Linked DNA regions of Homo sapiens: region 2 is linked to region 1. A link is a loop called in an ENCODE intact Hi-C map of the cell type or tissue named here. Cell type or tissue: sigmoid colon. All regions are shown on one strand. Each heading gives the region's core, and the rest is flanking DNA. Links, peaks and the distances in the headings are about the cores only.

What was found. Hi-C counts contacts between places; a loop is a spot of excess contacts. Peaks named below come from ENCODE experiments on the same cell type or tissue, not always from the same donor. Only the 100,000 strongest peaks of a DNase experiment are listed, where the experiment ranks them.
Region 2: a loop joins it to region 1, with 4 times the contacts of the local background. A loop is called at or near these places in 1 of 110 quality-filtered maps.

What each region holds. Positions count from the first base shown.
Region 1 is chr5:60,337,318-60,342,706 of GRCh38, forward strand. It overlaps a transcript of PDE4D not described here. Among named protein-coding and RNA genes, the nearest start is that of PART1, 150 kb to the right of the region's middle. In sigmoid colon, for the core only: no CTCF peak of the experiment used is centred there; a DNase peak (open chromatin) is centred at 2,804.
Region 2 is chr5:60,550,542-60,555,930 of GRCh38, forward strand. No RefSeq gene overlaps it. Among named protein-coding and RNA genes, the nearest start is that of PART1, 66 kb to the left of the region's middle. In sigmoid colon, for the core only: no CTCF peak of the experiment used is centred there; no DNase peak of the experiment used is centred there.

The sequences.
Region 1 (5,389 bases), core at 284-5,283:
GAGAGACTTTGTCTCAAAAAACAAACAAACAAACTATATATATATATATATATATATATATATATATATATACACACACACACACACACATATATCAATTCATAGATCAGTTGTTTCCAGGAGCTGAAGATGTGGGGAGACACTGGCTATAAGAAGGAGGGAGAGCTTTTGAGGGGAGGTGATCAAACTGTTCTATACATTAATTCTGGTGGTATACACATGACTATATGCATCTGTCAAAACTTATAGAACTCTACAATAAAAGGGATGGATTTTACTGTAAATAAATAATACCTAAATAAACCAGACTTTTTTAAGTGGAAAATAAATGTACACTACTCGGTATCAGACGGCCCTCACACATTTCAGACACCATTTTATTCCTCCCTTAGTATCACCAGAGTAAATGCCTCACAACAGCTATTCTATTTTTTTCATTCTCCATAGGTTCACAATTCCAACACCACATCTCTCCCTGCAAACAGATTTGTTCAGTCACGCAACCAGAGTGTAATCTTAGCTGGATCTGGAACTATAAAGATGAAAATAGAGTTCCTACCAAAAAACATTCCTCATGGGCTAGTAGGCAAACAGAAACAAATAATAATAAAAAAAAAGACATACAATGTAAAAAAAATCTGTATAATGGGCAATTATAAGATGTTGTACTGTACAGAGGAATAGTAAACAGTAAAGTCTCTTCAATAACTCAGGAAAAGTTAAAAATGCTGGAGTTCAGCCTTCAAAGCAGGGAGTTATATAGGTAGATAAAGGAAGGTGAGTAGCCGGAGAAAAAAGGCAGACGATCAGCTGCACAGGTGGGTCAGCACAAACGATGAAAGCCGTTGACACTCAGGTGCTGTGGGAATTCTTGCTTGCCGTAACAGAAACCGGCCTTGGCTAGCTGGAGGAGAAAAAAGTAGACTCCATTGGAAGGACATGCAGGTTCAGACTCAGTAGAAGTCTTCATCACTAAGGACAGAAAATGAGCAAAAACCCAGGCGCGCAAGATGCCAAGGAGCAAGAATCACGACCACTATCCTGTAGCAAGAATTACAGCCAGGACACTGCTGCTGCCGCCGCCACTGAAAGCCAATGGGCGCCACCACTGACACCAACAATAAGTTCTAACAGCCTCTTGACCTTTAACCCATTCGCTCTAGAGTCAGAGTCCCAGCCTGAGTCACATGGCTATCTATGAGCAGTGCCAGGGGCTGCCAGAATGCACAGGGAGGTAAGGACAGCCTCTTTCCAAGGTTCCATACACACGACATGTCCATGTGACTCGCCCGGAGGTCCCTTAGTAGCCGTCTCTTTGGCAGATCCACCTTCGAGGTATGGAAGTGCTTGTGTTCAAGGAACTCTTAGTTTACTTAATAATGGCCCAAAGTGCAGGAGTGGGGATGCTGGCAATTTGAATATCCCTAAAGTGCTTCCTTTAAGCTAAAAGGTGAAAGTTTGAACCTAATAAGGAAAGAACAAAAATTATATGCTGAGGTTGCCCCTTCCCAAAATAGGAGAGGGGCCTGAATCCCTAGCACCATTAGTATCCAGGGGCTCTATACGACAGTCCCCCATTATCTGCAGGGCATATGTTCCAGGACCCCCAGTGTAGGCCTGAAACTGCACTGATAGTACCAAACCTAATTGCGGTCAATCAGAACACATTTCTGTTTATGTCTTCCGCCCACAAATTCAATGCCTTTTTTATCTTAGCTAAGCACTTATTGCACACTGTGGCCATAACCTTTGCAGATCAAGGTGCAACAGCAAAACTGGCATGAATTTCTTTTTCCCTCTTCACATCTTCATGGATAGAAGATTCATTTTTAGCATAAACCTTGGCAACCTCAGCATATAATTTTTGTTTTTTTCCTTATTAGGTTCAAACTTTCACCTTTTAGCTTAAAGGAAGCACTTTAGGGATATTCAAATTGCCAGCATCCCCACTCCTGCACTTTGGGCCATTATTAAGTAAACTAAGAGTTCCTTGAACACAAGCACTTCCATACCTCGAAGGTGGATCTGCTAATGAGACGGCTACTAAGGGACCTCCAGGCGAGTCACATGGACAGCATGGACATGCTGGACAAAGGGATGCTACACACCCCAGGCAGGATGGCATGAAATTTCATCACACTACTCAGAACAGAATGCAAATTAAAACTTACGAATTGTGTATCTCTTAAATGTTCCACTCAATATTTTCGGACACGGTTGACTGCAGGTAACCGAAACCACAAAAAGCCAAACTTGAAATAAAGGGTGCCTCCGGTAATATGGCCTGTCTGGTCTTTCTAACCTGGATTTTCCCCACTGGAAAGAAAATCTCTTCTCCAACTCTGTGGGTCTCATACTAGCACGCTTTCGGGACGTCACATTTTAGGCTGAGTAATATTCTCTGTGTGTCTTCTGGCTCATCCTTCCAACTCGACATGTGCTTTCTGGAAGCAGTTATTTCACGGCAGCCATGTGTCTTTCTATTCCCCCTTGTGCTCAGCACACTGCCTTCCACAAACTAGCTGCCTAATGCATGTCTGTGTTCTGCATGGATGTGTTCCGAGGCAACTCAGCATGTGCAGTTGGAAATGTGCCGCTTTTATTTGGCAGAGTCAAATCTCCTCCAAACCAGACCCTTTTATTTCAGCTCACAGAAGATCCCTGCCCTAAAGGCCTCTGCCTTGAACCAAACCTCAATAAGCCAGATTATAAACCAGCCAAAACCACCGGAGATTATGTCAATGTGCATGTGGCTTTGGAGCGCCTAAAAACTGGCACAAAGCATCAGGGAGGCTGCCAGTGAGCTCTCTGAAGAAAGCAAAACAGGGATCCGGGCCCACGGCGCGATGTTCAGGGAATCCCTGCTTACAGCGCCTTTTCAGACATTGCATAAGCTACAGAAAAGCAAAATCTGTGAATTATCTGTCTTTTAACAAGCCAAAAGAACCTGTACAGCATCCTATTTTTTTTTTTTTATCTAGGGAAAAGAAACAATAAGTTTCACTAGGCTGAGGAAGAAAAGGGATTACATTTGTGGAGTGGATAGTCTTCTCATCCCATTTAAACACAGAAATATTTAAAGAGATTGTAATGGGAATTTTATCTCAGGCCTCAGATGTTACCCTGGTATAATAGTTTCTCCTTTCATCCATGACTAGGACATGGTGATGCCACAATCCTCCCACATCTCCAAGAAATCATAATAGCCTTCTTTCCTGACAAAGTTGTTGAAGAGGAATAGAAGAGAACACAGACTCATTATGTCCCTTCACAAAGCAGTCACATCATTTAAAAAAAAAAAAAAAAAAACCACAAGTACTCTCATTTGCGGCCAAGTTCAGGCCTTAAATAAAATTTACAGAATAAAGTGGCTATTTAAGTGGAGTTTTATTAATATTCCAGCAAAAGAGATATAATGAAAAAGCTACAAAGTTCAGAGAAGAGTTTAAACAATCCAATTACATATAAAGACAAATAATAATAATATGGATTTTCAAGGACATTGTCCTCAGAAAGGGGCATAAACACAAATATCAGCCTTTGTTCCTCTGTATGTAATAGAAAAAAGAAAAAATAATTTCCCAGTCTTCCATTTCTATGAGTTTTTATTCGGAACTTCTGTTATCTCTCAGTAAGTAAATGTAAGAGTATTCTCTAGAGAGCTGTTTTATTATACAACAAGTACACCATAAAGAGCCATGCTGGCCAAAAGTAATGCAAAATGGAAGTCGAGTCAGACTTCCCTTTCACTATGATTTGCCATCCAGTGAGTCAGAGCAATATCTTGAAACTGTTCTGAATGAAAAATGTTTGGTTTTTTTTTCTTCTGTTGAATTAATGTTCATGCTTCAAAGAACAGTAGAAACTACAAAACTCTAGAGCCACAGAGATCATTAAACCCCTATTGCATTACAGGAGAGTCAACTTGGTTTAAAGTAGTCAAGTGGCCTACCCAAGGCATGGCACAGAGCCCAGGCAGGCATCCAGGCCTCCTCTCTCTATCCCTGGGCTCCTCCTGCTGCTCTCCAGTTTTCTATCCATGCCACGGTGACTGTGACCATGCCCTTTCACAGAAGTGGCCACAGGCAGATTCTGAAGCACCTTTGTGTAGAGCCTGAGAGCAGGTTACAGTGGTCAGTTCATGCTAACCCAGAAGTGGAGCTGGAGGGGTAAGGAAGAGCTATGGTCACCACTCCCCAGGTGTGTGACTCAAATCTGAATATCAGGATTAAAATTCCTGAAAGATTGTAGACAAGCCAAATGCCAAGTCCATTTAAAGACTCCAAACACAGCACCTTTCATACTTACTACCTTGTTAATACTTAAAACCAAGAGAAGAAGCCCATACACAGAGCGTTTCCCAAGCAAAAACACTGTGTTGCTATTACCCTGCCTTTAAAAGGGCACCATCCAAGGCCAAAATTAACCTCAAAGAGTGTAGAGCCACATAAGGATGTACAAAACTCAGAACTATGCACCAGATTGAAAATGTAGTAATTATAGGATGCTGGAGTTAGCTTGCCAACCAAACACAGACCCATCAGCCCTCCACCCCACCACTGTCTAATCAACATGAATTTACAGGCAAAGAAGAGCAATAAGCAATCCACTCACTTAAGTTAAGGAGAGAAGACTCCATGAGGCTTAACTTCTGCAAACCTCTTGCAAAGCAAATGCAAGAGAAACAGTTTCAAACTATAAAATGTTTGCTTCCTTGGAACAAGTAAAGGACGAATGTCATTTTCAATCTCTGCTTGAGAGTGACACAGGACATGGTCAGAACTCTGTGATCATGGAAGACAGAGAAGAATAAGTGAGATGACTTGATACTTGTTAGGCAGTCTGCTTTATAATCAAAAGGCTCATTTCTTTTTTCTAGAGATTGGTTTTCTCAGCTGTAAAAGGGGAGACTGAACCAGATGCTCTTTAAAATCATCTCCTGCTTTGACCATTTTTTTGCATTTACTTCTTTCCCTTTACGCTTTATTGTTTAACATTTACAATAAGATGTCAACATTACCATGTATTAATAGTAGTGGAAGGTGCGAGCTCAGTCCAGCAGCATGATTTTGTGACCGTGGGGGAGGTTTATAACCTCTGCGTCAGTATCTTAGTCTTTAAAGTGAAGCACCTGTCTCATAGGGTTGTTACAAGTTCCTATATCACATCAAATGAGAGAATGAAACCAAAGTGCTGGGAACAATAACTGACGTGGAGGAAAGCTCAAAAACTCTTAGCCATTATTATCTTTTATTATTACTTAGTTGGGATCTGGTCTTAAAGGTGAAGAATACAGAACCAGAGAAAACAAGACAATGTTTAACTCCTTGAGATCAATAAATGTTATTTCTGAGAATAGGATAATCGGAAAACCAATGAAAAAAAAAAG
Region 2 (5,389 bases), core at 76-5,075, 210 kb after region 1:
TGACCTCATGGAGGTAGGGAATAGAATGATAGATACCAGAGGCTGGGAAAGGGCTGGGGGGATGAGGACAGATTGGTTAATGGGTACAAACATACAGTTATGTGGAAGAAATAAGTTCTAGTGTTTAATAGCACAATAGAGTGTCTATAGTTAACAAAAAATATATTGCATATTTCAAAATAGCTGAAAGAGAAGTTCTGAAATGTTCCAAACACAAAGAAATAAATGCTTGAGGTAATGGATTTTCTAAATATGCTGATTTGATCATTATATACTGTATGCATGTATCAAACTATCACATGTACCTGATACATAGCAATATTATGTATTAATAAAAATTAATAAATAATAAGTAATAAACTTTAAAAATAATGTCCTTTAGAAAAGTTCTAATTTTTTCCACAAAAATTGATAGTGTTAAAAAATTATAGCACCTCAAAAAAGACCTTTCACAAAATAGATGCTCAAAAAATTCATTGAATTTTTGCCAAATAATTATAATTGTAAAATTTTCCTTTTTACAAGGCTGTGAAGAAATTGGAATCCTCATGCCATACTTACTGGTGAGATTGTAAGATGATGCAGTCACTTTGCAAACAGTCTGGGAATTCCTCAAAATATTAAACATAGAGTCACCCTATGACCCAGTAATTCTATTTCTAGATATGTACCCAAAAGAAATGGAAACATAATGCCACACTAAAACTTGTTCACAAATGTTCATGGCAGCATTGTTCATAGTAGCCAAAAAGTGAAAACCATCCAAATATTCATCAAGTGATGAATGGATAAATAAAGATGTGGAATACACATACAATGGAATATTACTCAGCTATAAAAGGGAAAGACACTTACAAATGCTACATGATAAATGTGAAAGCATTATACTAAGTGAAAGAAGCCAGAGCCAGTCACAAAATACCACATATCGTATGATGCCATTTATAGGAAATGTCTAGAATAGACAAGTCTATGAGGACAGAAAGTTGTTTAGTGGTTGCCTAGGACTGAGGGTACAGGGTGGCAAGAGGGAGCTGCCAGGAATGCAACATGCTAATGAATATGAAGTTTCTTTTGGGGTTCTAACATGTTCTAGAATTAGATGGTGGTGATGTTTGCACAACTCTGTGGTTATACTAAATAAATGAACTGTACACTTTAAATATATCTAAATGTATGTAAATTATATCATAATGTCTGGGTTTTATTAATTGCCTTTTAAATGTGGCTTTAGTTCTGTCTGTATACTTCATGAAATGTATCAAAGTAATGCTAAAATAAAACCAATAATTAAACCCAATGAATCACAAAATCTTTATTTTAAAAAGTTTACCTGGCATTTTCTGTTTCATTTTATTAGCTCTTAATACAAATTGTTTTGAGAACATCTGAAAGGATAGTGGATGGTTTTTCTCGGATGTCTTATAATAGACTGTTACATCAGACTGCCTGAAGGGTAGGCCTTGATGAATGCAATGTAATGTGCAATAATTCTAATTCAGTGTTAAAGACAAGCTCATGCCACATAATAAGCAGGAAAATGTGGTGGGAAATGCCAAGGGCTGTCCTGGTTCCATGTCTAGAAACAAGTGCTAGAGCTTTGGAAGGCGTCCTCACCTCTCTGGGCTTCTCTCATCTATGAATGAGGCTGTTGAGGCAGAGGGTCTCAGAGCACCTTCGTGGCTCAAACATTCTGTGAGTGAGATTCTGTTATGTAGATGTTAATATTATCTTATAAGTCATAAGAGGAAAGGTAAATATAGGTGAGTTCTAAGCAAATTTTGCAAATGGAAATAAATCTTTGACATTGAATACTGAAGTATGATGGCTTTGAAGGCCATCAATTATGCCGAGGAGAACAGTCTCTCAGTGGTCAGGAGTGCTACCATTTTTCAGGGAACAAGATAAATAGATATATATTTTTTTTACTATCGCCTTTAAAATCAAGACTTTTGAATGAGTTTATAAAATTATAATTACCGTTATTAACTATATTTACTGCCACTTTTCCTAAGAATAGTAACCATTCCTTTAAAAATAAATAAATAAAAGTTTCTACAGTTATTCCTGCTTGAAAAAAAAAGCAGGCACTAAAAAAACACCCAGGCAATTTGGAAATAATTAAATCCTTTATATAGTTTTCTTTCATATTACTCATGTATTCTCTTTCTTTCTGAGGATGTTGCAAAGCATTTCACTTCTGGAAAAATGCAGAAAAATGCAACTCATTTTTCTTTCTCATGTTTCTCTTGGTGTGCAATAAAAGAGTCCTCACCAGAGTTTTCCATTATACCTCCAAATATATAAGCTAAATCTCATTCTAACTGCTACTTACATTAGCTAATTTCACATTTAAATCATGTTGATGACCTCTTATCAAGGTTTTAAAAACTGCTTAAGCAATTTTTGTTTTCTTCAATGGATTGTATGCACTTAAGAATTTTTAAAACTTAATCTTAGTTCTTCAAATTTCATATTTATTTGACTAGGTATGTAAAATGATCAGGTACTCAGTGAATTAAAATCCTCTACCTGAAAAATAAAAAGGAAACTAGAGATTTAGCCTTTAAGAAATAGAAAAATTAATATAAAATGAATAAAATTATAAATATAATTATATATTCTTACAAATTAAGGTAAAATGGGGCTGGATGTGGTGGCTCATATCTGTAATTCCAGCACTTTGGGAAGCCAAGGGGGGCAGATCACTTGAGGTCAGGAGTTTGAGACCAGCCTGGTCAACATGGCAAAACCCATCTCTACTAAAAATACAAAAATTACCTGGACATGGTAGCGTGTGCCTGTAACCCCAGCTACTCAGGAGGCTGAGGCAGGGTAATTGCTTGAACCCGGGAGGTGGAGGTTGTGGTGAGCCAAGATTGTGCTACTGCACTCCAGCCTGGAAGACAGAGTAAGACTCTGTCTAAAATAAATAAATAAATAAATAAATAAATAAATAAATAAAATAAGATAAAATGAATATGAAGTACATACAGAATATTTGATACAGATATAGAATATTAGATACTATTACATAAAGACACAGAATGATAGATACAAAATGGACATTTATTTAAAAATTTTAAAAGTGACAATAAAATGCAAACTTTTAAAAGGTGATAAAGATGACAAACACTGCAAGATCTTTAGAAAAATAAAATATTGTGTTAATTAGCTGTCTGACACATTTTTAGAATACTTCATTTCTATAGGTTTAGCTGACTACTCTTTGGTTGTCTTGTCACACGACAATGATTTTTTTCCAAAATATCTAATTAAGAAGTATCTCTTTTTTCTATTGTAAGTTCTGTTTGATTCTCAGTAAATATTATGGAGTAATGATTTGGAAAAAAGTCATTAAACACTGTTGAATGAAATATGGCTCATAACAAAAGATGACAGTACTTACCAAAATAAATAATGTGGTAGAAATGCAGCTGTGTTGGCCCTCCTGCCCACCCCCCCGTTGACTGTGTGCAAATTAAGTTCTTCTTCACTGCCATGCACATCTTCTCACTCCTTTTTCACCCCCTGTTTGAAAGGACCCTGGTTCTCATAAACATCTTGATGTCTTCTGTCTTCATTTTTATTAACCATATTTTTTGGTTGTCTTGATTCTTTTTCCTATCTTCATGATTTTGAGCATCAGTTTTTAGTTTATATTGCCACACAGTAAGAGAGTTTTTGATATTTTGAAGCTTCTGCTAGCCTTCTTTCTTTCCATGTTTGTTTTTGGCTTTCCCTAGAGATACTTCTTTTGTATCTACAGTTTGTGGCATAGTGAATAATTCTTAAATATATAACATATTAGATATATATGTGTATATCATATATGTATCATAAATAACATAAGATATAATTAATATGAAATCAAAGCATACACAAGGACAGGAGTTAGCAAACGCTTTTGTAAAGGATCAGATAGTAAATATTTTTGACATTGGGGGTCTTATATTACAGTCTTTTTTTTTTTCTTTTTTTTGGAGATAGGATCTCACTTTGTCACTCAGGCTGGAGTGCAGTGGCATGATCTCAGTTCACTGCAGCCTTACTTGACCTCCCAGGCTCAGGTCATCCTCCCACCTCAGCCTCCCCAGTAGCTGGGACTACAGGTTCACACCACCACTCCCGGCTAATTTTTGTACTTTTTGTAGAAACAGGGTTTCACCATGTGGCCCAGGCTGGTCACTAACACCTGGGCTAAAGTAATCCACCCACTTGAGCCCAAGAGTTAGTGACCAGTTAGTGATCCACCTTGGCCTCCCAAAGTGCTGGGATTATGGTATGAGACATTGTGCCTGGCCACAGTCTTTTTTTCAACTACTCAACTCTGCTTTTCTAGAACAAAAGCAGTGATAAACAGTAAGTTAATAAATGGGTAGGACTGTGTTCAAATGTAATTTTTTACAAATAAAACAGTAGGCTGGATTTGGTTTCCAGGTCAGAATTTGCTAACCCTCACCCATGAGAAATGCAAATGCATTTAAAAGTGATACTTTACTGTGTTAAGCTACAGACTTACTCATATTAATTACTCTTAGCTACTCTTGTAATAACTATTTTACTGCATATATTGACTTATTGGTGAATTTTATGAATCGGGTCACTTGAACACTTTCTTTGGTTGTTTTATCACATTGCTGGAAATAATGTTTGCCATTTCATCTGGAAACACAGGATTTTAGCAGGACACAGTGCCTCTGAAATGCTAAAACATAATCTGATATATAGGAAAGCATAAAACATATGACTTCACACATACATACACACACACACAGAAAGAGAGACGGAGATGTAGGCATATTGTTTCTATTATGACAGCATGTTTCAGCCCTACATGGAAATTCAGATATATTCTATTTTATACATGTTCCAGCAAAAAAGAAAAAAATGGTATAGTGAATTTGTAGCTCATATTAGGCATCATCAAACATGTTGACGACAGGAAAGAATTTCAAATTTGAGTAGAAATCAATGAAAACAATTTTACAAGCTTGAAAATTGGAATTGCTTTCCCCCAGACTGACTTCTGGCTATCTACATTTCAAACTTTGCTACACTGCAGGGTGCAGGACAGTGGGTGCAGTGCACCGAGTGTGAGCTGAAGCAGGGTGAGGCATCGCCTCACCTGCGAAGCACAAGGGGTCAGGGAATTCCCTTTCCTAGCCAAGCGAAGCTGTGACAGACGGCACCTGGAAAATCAGGTCACTCCGACTCTAATACTGCACTTTTCCAATGGTCTTAGCAAACGGCATATCAGGAGATTATATCCCGTGCCTGGCTCGGAGAGTCCCACGCCCACGGAGCCTCGCTCATTGCTAGCACAGCAGTCTGAGATCGAACTGCAAGGCAGCAGCAAGGTTGGGGGAGGGGCGCCCCACCATTGCTG